Regions from separate parts of the Homo sapiens genome. Here region 2 is linked to region 1. A link is a loop called in an ENCODE intact Hi-C map of the cell type or tissue named here. Cell type or tissue: Caco-2. All regions are shown on one strand.

Region 1 (5,000 bases):
ATGCTGAATGCAGGTGATGAACCACACTGCAAAAGACAGGACTGTAGCAAAAGTTCGAAATCAATGTCTCAGTTTGAAATGAAAGAAGAAAGACAAAGAACAGTGGATGCAAGTAGGAAATGTGTACTCTGGGCCTGCCTCTCTGTCGCCAAGGGGTTGTAGGTTCCTGAGCGAGCTACAGGCTGCTCCCCGATGAAAAGAGGACAAAATCCTGGCTTGCCAACCTTGTAGGATTGTTGTGAGGATCGGAGGAGATCCTGGGTGTGAAAAGGACTTAGAAACTGTAAGTTTTCATACATTTTGAAAGATTTTTGTTATCATACGGTGAGTTGTAAAGAGGAGAAGTAATTGGTATTTTTCTCTGGACTGGAACTTTGAATCACAAAGCAGCTAACTCAGCAGCTTTGGGGCAGACCTAGGGGAAAAATTCTGGCCTCCAGCCTCATGTCCCAGTTGTTAAAACCCAGCACATTTCTCTAGAATAGAATGCATCATATAGACGTAATCTTTAAAAGTAACCCAGGGGGACTCTCCAGGCCTTTCCTGCAAAACCCAGAGGACAGTTGTGCTGACTCTGTGAAGCCTGTACTCTCTCCCCAGGATTAACCTTCAGAATTAGAGTCAGAAAATCGGCACTGAAGTCTACTGTTTCTGAGAAAGTTTCCTGGCATTTAGCTAAAGACCAACAACCCTGTGAGGCATGTGCTGTTATCGCCCCATTTTCAAGATGAGGCTTGAGGTTGAGAGAGATGAAGTGGGCTCAAGCCTATACAATGTCAAGGCCCAGATCTCCTCTGTCTGAGCTCCTGGGCCTTATGGTCACTGGGTGTGGGATCAGAAAATCAGTCTGTGGGTGTCAGAAGCAGAGTTCCAAGCTAGGCTGGGATAGAGGTGGGTGGATGTCTTCCCCACCTGCCAAGTACTTACTCTCCAGGAAGGTTCTAGGGGCTTCCAGGAGAAACACCTCTAACCTAGTAACAATAGCACTGCCAGCCTGGAGGGTGAAATTGACGGGCTTGACCTTCTCAGTTCTCTTCCTGGCTTCTGCACTGCAAGGGCTCTTACAGGGAACTGTTACAGCCAGGACAAATCTCCAGGATCTTCCCATGGCAAAGGACCCTCTCTTGGGCGGCACTCCAACGTCAGTCTCACTCAGGCTCTGTCTGCACAGCACGAGCAGCTTCCCAGCCAGCCACAGCCTCATCTGAGGGCAGCGTGGATCCCAGTGGGCATTTGGGAACGCCTGTAATAGGCTCTGATCAGGGTGAGACTCCGGAGAAAGGGCTGTCTTCCTGGAGGTAAAGCAGGTGTTACAAACTCTAAGGCTCTCCGGGCCCCTGCGATCTTTGTGTCAGATTTTGTTTTATCTGCCTGAGCCATTGATGATATAAGTTCCAGTTCAACACTAGGGGATATGGGCTCTAGGGTACCCTTAAGCCAGAAACGTTGCTGAATATCTAGATCTGGAGCCAAGACTAGAATCCCATATGGAGCACACTCCTCCTTTTCCAGGTGTGGGGGTAGATAGGTCCCCCGCCTCACCAGCAGCTCTGCCCCTACTCATCCCAAGACGCGCCACCACTCACAGCTATGTTTCAGGGAAGCCCCGGAGCCCTCAAGATCCCACTGTGGGTTTTGGTTGTCCTCATAGCTCAGCCTCCCACGGCCCCTGACTGTGGTCTGGGGCTTCCTGGACTGGGGTCTAGAGATTTAGGCTTTTTGGCTGCAAAAACCCTAGCCCATAGATCAGGCTGATTCTGGTCCAGGGCTGCAGGAAAGCACCCAGGCCTGGGCCCATCTTCTGGGGGAGGCACTGTGGATGGCGGGGGTGCGGGGAGCTCCAAGAGGGCTGTGAGTGTGGGGGTAGCACGGGGTCGTGGAGGACGAGGACAGACAGAAGCCACGTGCAGGCTCCTTTTGTTCTACCCTCTTCCAGGGAGGAAGCAGGTCAGCTTCCCTGGCCTCTGGCAGTGGGCTGGGGGATCTAATTCTAGCATTTGTTGGGCCTATATGTGCAGACCATGGAAGGGCTTTCTGGGACTGGAAACAGGCTGGATCTTCCCTCTCCACAGGGTGAAGGCTGCAGGGTTGGGGCAGAAAAAGGAACAGCCATGGAATTTCAGGCCTCAGAATTAGACATTCCTTGGAAGGCTCTGGGCACAAACTTGGACTGGAGTTGGTTCAGACAGAATTTGTGAATTTGTGGGTCTTGTAGTATCTAGGGAGAGGGAAAAGATTGGAAATCCCTGTGACATGATTGGGCTTGGTTGAATGGCTACAGTCTCTGCAAATAAGTCCATGAGTGTTTTGCTCAGAGCTCTCCTGGTCAGGCAGAAGAGGGCATTGCTGAGCAGAATCCTGTAAAATTCTGACAGGAAATCCAGGAGCGGGCAGGTGAAAGGAGTAGGTTGTGAGAGTGTGATTTAGAGTGGCTACACTAGCCAGATGGCCGTGGGGGTGGGGAGGCCTAAAACTTTCTATTTTTATTTTTTGAGACAGGGGTCTCACTCTCCCCCAGGCTGGAGTGCAGTGGTGCAATCATAGCTCACTGCAGCCTCCCACCTCAGCCTCCTTAGTAGCTGAGACCACAGGCATGCGCAACCATGCCCAGCTAATTTAAAACATCTTTTTTTGTCTTTCTGTAGACACAGAGTCTCCTATGTTGCCCAGGCTGGTCTCAAACTCCTATGCTCAAGCAATCCACCTGCCTCGGCCTCCCTAAGTGCTGAGATCACAGGTGTGAGCCACCACACCTGGCCTGGCCCAGAGCATTTTTTTTTTCTTTTTTTTGAGACGGGGTCTCATTTTGTCACCCAGGCTGGAGTGCAGTGGCGCGATCTCGGCTCACTGCAAGCTCCACCTCCCGGGTTCACGCCATTCTCCTGCCTCAGCCTCCCAAGTAACTGGGACTACAGGCACCTGCCACCACGCCCAGCTAATTTTTGTATTTTTAATAAAGACAGGGTTTCACCATGTTAGCCAGGATGGTCTCGATCTCCTGACCTCGTGATCTGCCACCTCGGCCTCCCAAAGTGCTGGGATTACAGGCGTGAGCCGCCGTGTCTGGCCACCCAGAACATTTTTAAGTCAGTCAATCCTTTCCACCGCCACGTAGCCTCCCCAAAAGGCTACAGGAAGCCCAAGTCTGTGGACACAGGCACCTTGTCAGGAGAACATAAGTCCAGGCAAAGGGAGAAGGCAGCCAGGAGAGGGTCTGTGTGAGGAAAGGTAGGGCCAGCTGAACATGGTCAGCATGGTTGGAGGCAGGTGAGTAGAGATTCAAGCAGTAATTTGGGGTCAGGGGGCCTAGGAGCAGGTACACATTCTCATACCTGGGCCAGGCTCAGGGCAGGCCAGGCCCTGGTTGGATGGGGAATAGGAGAAGAAAGTTAAGTATACATTAACAAGTAGTAGGGCCCCTTCCAAGAGATTTTATAAAGGCAAGGCTCAGGAAAAGGAGGAATGGAATTGGGCCCAGGTTCCAAGTACAGGGAGAGGAGCCACAGCACCAGGGCCAAGGGGGCAAGTGGCCAGGCTGGCTTGGTGCTCATTTCCTGGAGCTACTGACCCAGGGCTTCCTAAATCCCCACTGATGTTTTCCTTAATAAAAACAGCATTTACTGGCTACAGAACCTAGGGCAAGACTGTGCCTACATAGGGTTGACATGGGATCTAATACAGGTTACCAGAAGGAAGCCTAGAAGGCCAAGAAAGTCCCTGGAGAACCCCAACTCCTCCCTTATTTCCCTGTTTGACTTCTAATAAATCCCATCTCCTCCCTGGGCCTTAGTTACCCCATGCACAAAATAAGGATATTGGACCCCCCTAGAGGTATCCAAACTGCTATCTGTGAAGTCCAGGATACGAAGAGGGGATTCACAGGACTCTACGGGGGTCCTATAAGAGGCAAGTTCAGAAAGGGAGACCAGAACCCGTTGCCCACCAAAATTACCTGGAGCAGTTTTATTTTTAAGTTTCATATGTTGGGTTTCTAGATAAGATTTTATTTGAAAGCCACAACAAGAAAAGGAATGAAAGGCAAAGGAAGTGGGGAAGGGGGAGGAGGGGAGAAAATATTAGAAAAGAAGGGAAAGAAAGAAGAAAAGATGAATAAGAGTGTTAGCTAGATGATCTCCAAGCTCTGTTCCAGGCTTGTTGTTTTTTGAGTCACCATGATACTCTCTTGCCCACATTTTCAAGAACCACTTCTGCCATCCTCTCAGGGAAAATCCATACATAAGGCCAGAAAAATCCACTGCCTTAGATCTCATTTCGCAGCTCTGAGGAGTGCTGGCTCGCAGAGAAGGAAATTGGGGGGTTCTTGTGGGCTGAGTGGGAGGAGACCTAAGGCCCAAGCTGTAAATCAGGCTCAGAGGTTTGGATTCCCTGGAGTTTGACCTTCAGATGCCCCTCTTGACTCCAGAAGCCTTCACACTCACACCCAGGCTCAGGGAAGCATGCCCAGCTCCCAGGCTACACCTGGAAGCTGGGCCCACTCTGAGGAGGAGTTGTTTTGATTTTTCAGGAAAAATTGCTCCTAGCCAAACCTTCCCTCCCAAGAACAACACAGGCAGGGATTTTCTACATGCTTGGGAGATGAAAGCTTTGTGGGGCCTTTTGCCATAGCCTGGCGAGTGAGACCCAGAGATAACATCCATACCTGAAACAGTAGATATGGTTCATAATTGCTGTATGTTTTTACTCTAAACACCTCCCAGCCTTGCCAAGCCTCTGAGCTTCCCAGCGTGTTTTAAATGGTTTTGCTCTACCCTTGCCTACCCTGACTGTGCTGCCTCTCTGTCAATACCCAGCCCACAAGCCGGGAATTCCAAAAAAGCTTGGAGATGTGGCAAATTCAGATCGAACTGAGGATCTTCCTTGGGCGTACACGTGCACGTAGACACACACACACACACACACACACACCTTCCAGTGAGGGCAATACTACTTTCTTAACAGGAGGATTTGTTGAAACCCCTTGAGAATGTAAGGTAGTTGAA
Region 2 (5,000 bases), 260 kb after region 1:
TATGCTAAAAGATTTAAAGGCGTGACTCTATACCCAAGGCAGATTGGAGAAGGAAGGAAAGCTAAGACATTCCTGTGATGAGTAAAAAGAGAAGAGAGAAAGAAGAGGAATTAGGCACAAAATGGTAAAAAATTTACTTTTCGTGTTTACAAAAACAAAGTTGGGAAACATAGAGTTGAAGAGCAGGAGAAGGAAAAATTGTCAGGGAAGTCAAAGGTAGGAGCTTTTGAGATATAAAGCTTCCATCTATGTTCTTTTTTAAATTGTTGCAACCCTAGTATCCCAGAGTGTACTGTGTGAAAACTTAACCAAGTATAACTAGTTCAGAATGTGGCCACTCAATAGGCAGAAGGGCTTTTAGGCAAATTCAGCAAAAAGCCAAGGGCTCAGCAGTATATTCCAGAAAGGTATTGTGTTTGTTATGACATGCCCAACAACAGTAAGTGCTTATAATGGGTTTGGAATGTTCTTCCCTACACTACAAAGGAGTAAGATGCAAATGACCCAGGGGGTATATTTCATCAGTCATCTCCTAGAGAGACAGAATCTTATGCAATCTTCTTTGAAAAAAAAAAAAACAAAAAAGAAAAAAATTACAGAGACAGAAAGAAAGGGACTCTACCCTTCCTTAAGAGACTGAGTATTGGTACTGCTCATATTCCAATTTTTCTCTTTTCAGTTACTCCAATAAGTCCCGCCTCTCCTTCCTCCAGTTTGGCTGGACAAGCTAAGTTTTCACATCATGCACTCAAAATGGGGAAGGAGAAACTTGTCCATTTTCTCTATGTCTGGAGGAGCAGGAAGAGCCACAGTATCCAGAATCATAGCTTCAGGGAGAGGAAGAATGGTCACGATCTACTGGCTAAATGAACTCTTAGCTGATACCTGAATCCTGAAAAATGCCCCCTACCCATAATGTTTTAAAAGTCTCAGAGAGACCAAAGCATGAGCCTAATTATGATTGATGTTGGTACTAATTAAAATGGGGAAGTATTGAGAAAGTGCTACATTGATTAATTATAGAGGCTGTACACTGTCAAAGAGTTTTATAAATATTTAATAATTTATCTTAATATTGATGTGGATGAATACCACCTTCATTTTTCTTTGATATGACTCTACAGTGGTTTGTTGTTGTTGTTATTTGTTTCCACATATAGGGCCCTATGTCATTCATGAGATGATGTAAATTGACCAAGCTCACAGGGCCCTCAGAGTTAAAAACAAACAAACAAACAAAAAAACGGTACTTCTCTATTATGAATCTGCCCAGCTCACATTTAACTTCTCGTGACTGGAAATAAGCTTTCTTTTACTTGAACTTCCACAGGTTGTTTAATTTGTACTCCTTCAAAGCATATAACCAGTGATAAGAAAGTTATTTATATGCCTTTTTCTCTACTGGAACAGACAGACCATGTTGCACACACATTAATGGCCCAAATGGGACTTAATATAGCTTGGGGATTCTCAGTACACGAGTGCTGAATGGAAACAGAAAAAAAAAAAACAATAAAAGAAAACAATTTTTTCCTTAGAAATGGAAGTCAAAAACTAAATTATAGATAGTAAAATATAAAGTGATTCGTATATTATATTGACTCAATTCCTCCAGTTCCTCTCCTCCCAGGGTTTAGACCTTTAAAAGAGAAAACATACTATTGTCTTGGCAGCAGCTCCAGGAGCAACTCTAAAAGGTGTTGTCAAAGCAGTGGAGAGAAGGGAACGAGCTTATGGAAAGAACAAGCGATTGGAAAACAGTGAAAGGCACCAATCTTCAAAGGTATAGGAAGAGGAAGGGCACAGACAGCTTATTCTGCTCCTGCCTGCAGGGCAGCCTCTGCCCAGGGTTAAGAAGCAAGCTGGTAGCAGCAAATAGAAACAAAAATGGAGCAGGTAAAATCACCCTCTATCCCCACCACCCCCTCCATCAACGTACACACACTGTAAGTGAAGAAGGGGTAAAGATAAATAGCATTTTTACTCCAGTCCTTTAACCCTCCCTAACTCCATCCAACGACAACAACAAATTAATAAGAAAAAGTTGCATAAACAAAACCAAGCAAAACATGAGCCAACAAGATAATGTACCAAACAGGGTAAGCTCTGGAAAATGAATGGGGGTATGGGTGCACTTTCACTTTCTTTCATGAACTTCTGCACTGGATGATTAAAAAAAAAAAAGAGTCTTATAACAAACATTTGAAGACAAAAAGCTCACCATAAATAGCATTTGGGAAACAAACTGCCTTAGTATCAAGAAAGATTATAAACGTGAGTTTTGTCTTCCAGGAATGCAAATAGCTTCCTCATTTCTACCCCTCCCAGTTCTTGCTTAAATTCTTACGCAGTCAGTTCAGACTTGTTCAGTTTGATACCTCAAGTGTGAGCAAGAAAGCATTCAAAATGCAAACACGAAAATTAATGGAAAATTTTCAAGCGCTTCTATTTAAACAATGATTGCTATATGTCTTTTTGCCCTTCAGTGGCAGCTTTACTAGCAACCAATGAAGAATACTTATTTTCTTTATAATTAGATGCTCCACAAATGCAGTAAATGACACAAAAAGAGCATGTTTAGAGCTCTCATTTCTGGCTGACTAATTAGTCAATATTATATTCAAATGCAACTTCTGGTATTTCACCCATTCCGGGCCTAGAGTCTCCTGCACCTCCACTGAGGGTGGGTGCCTAGTATAGTAATTTGTCTGAAACAGACTCATAGTTTTCAGGAGAGAATGGGTAAACTGCTCTACTGTTACATCTCAAAATGCAAATAAGGAAGAGCAAATAATTAACTAGAAACTTAAAAAAAAATAACATAGGCAACTGCCCCTTGATTATCAGAATTCATGACTTTCTGGGCAAAGGGGGCCATGGAGCAGATTCTTAACATTAACGAAAGCTTGTCTCCTTTTATCATGTCAAGATGTAATCTTCCTATTGATGTAGTAAGGGAAAGGGGGAGGGGAAGGCATTAATAAATGAGATTTGTGATTTGCATAGAAAAAAATGGCTGATTGGTTTCAATTTAAATAAATATTGAAGTTTGATAAACTGAAGTAAATGCTGACAACTCTGCCAACACAACTAGATGTTAAATTTTTATAGCCTTTAACTTGATTGCAAAGGGACTCCTGTGAAACTTTTAAAAGACAAGGGATAATATGCCAAAATAATTTATTCCTTACACATTTATTAATTGAAAGAGGCAATGCTAGGTCCTATGGGGATAGGACAAAGGAATTCAAATTGTTATTCTTTTCAAAGTTTTAGTATCTATGGTCGTTATAATAACTATAATCCAAGGTAGATATTAAATGCCATAAAAGAGGCAGAGCCATTTTCAGCTGCGTAGTACTTGATCTAAGACTTTCAAAATTGGAAAGATTTTAGAACGTAGAGAGAACAATCTGGCAAGACTTAAACTGCATAAACAAATATGTGGAGAAAGGACAACTTATGTAGAAAACGCGGGGGAAACTGAAATTGCCCTATTGGGTTAGAAACCTATAACTGCCCAGAAGTAGCAACGGAGCTGAAGTCAGAAAGACAATGGAAGAAAATGATGGAAGTCTTAGGATGGCAACGAGGACACATTAATCATGGTAGCGCTCCAAATATAAAGCCTGTGGTCATAAGATGTGACCATTTGGAATCCCTTGACTTGAGTTTGTTCCCGTCATCCTTCCAACCTTTCAGTTTGGAGGCAAAGGAGGTTGTATCCAGAAATAAGTATAATCTTCAAATGTGCCTGTGGTCAAAGCCTTAGCACCAACCACATGAGTTTAATCCAACGGCAAAATTATACAGTGGAAGAGGAAGTAACGTGCGTGCCAACGTGGAGGTGAGTTTAGTTCAACATGAGGTCCCAGTCTCAAAAATGCTCTCATCTGAAAAGAGTTCAAACCTCTGCTTCTGGCCTGAGATAGCCTTGAATAACAGTGGAGAAGACAAATAACAGAACTAAAAGGGTGGAAAAACTATTGGCTTGAGTGATAAAAAAACAAAAAAAAAAAAAGAGAGAGACCTGGGTTCTTATGCTGATTTTCTCAGTAAATGATATTTGACATCTATGTGACCATTGGCAAAACCCTTCCTCACTCTTTCTCCCATCTGTAAACAAGGAATTTTGACTGGAAGATTCAGGGCATGTCTTCTAACTTTAATAGTGTGACTTTTTAAATTTTAATTAACTAATTAATTTATTTTTTTATTATTATACTTTACGTTCTAGGATACATATGCACAACATGCAGGTTTGTTACATATGTATACATGTGCCATGCTGGTGTGCTGCACCCATTAACTCGTCAGCTACATTAGGTATTTCTCCTAATGCTATCCCTCCCTCCTCTCCCCAACCCCCAACAGGCCCTGGTGTGTGAAGTTCCTCACCCTGTGTCCAAGTGTTCTCATTGTTCAATTCCCACCTATGAGTGAGAACATGTGGTGTTTGGTTTTCTGTCCTAGTGATAGTTTGCTCAGAATGATGGTTTCCAGCTTCATCCATGTCGCTACAAAGGACATGAACTCATCCTTTTTTATGGCTGCTTAGTATTCCACGGTGTATATTTGCCACATTTTCTTAATCCAGTCTATCATTGATGGACATTTGGGTTGGTTCCAAGTCTTTGCTATTGTGAAGAGTGCTGCAGTAAACATACGTCTGCATGTGTCTTTATAGTAGCATGATTTATAATCCTTTGGGTATACCCAGTAATGGGATGGCTGGGCCAAATGGTATTTCTAGTTCTAGATCCTTGAGGAATTGCCACACTGTCTTCCACAATGGTTGAACTCCCACCAACAGTATAAAATTGTTTCTATTTCTCCACATCATCTCCATCACCTGCATCACCTGTTGTTTCCTGACTTTTATTTTTTATTTTTTTGAGATGGAGTCTTGCTCTGTCACCCAGGCTGGAGTGCAGTGGTGCGATCTCGGCTCACTGCAAGCTCCGCCTCCCAGGTTCACACCATTCTCCTGCTTCAGCCTC

Evidence for each region. Peaks named below come from ENCODE experiments on the same cell type or tissue, not always from the same donor. Only the 100,000 strongest peaks of a DNase experiment are listed, where the experiment ranks them.
Region 2: it touches region 1 in a loop (4-fold over the local background); 1 of 110 quality-filtered maps calls a loop at or near these places.

Annotation. Positions count from the first base shown.
Region 1 is chr3:188,926,688-188,931,687 of GRCh38, reverse strand. No RefSeq gene overlaps it. Among named protein-coding and RNA genes, the nearest start is that of TPRG1-AS1, 18 kb to the left of the region's middle. In Caco-2, no CTCF peak of the experiment used is centred here; a DNase peak (open chromatin) is centred at 2,377.
Region 2 is chr3:188,669,471-188,674,470 of GRCh38, reverse strand. The region is part of intron 7 of LPP (LIM domain containing preferred translocation partner in lipoma); the gene reads right to left. Among named protein-coding and RNA genes, the nearest start is that of MIR28, 17 kb to the left of the region's middle. In Caco-2, no CTCF peak of the experiment used is centred here; no DNase peak of the experiment used is centred here.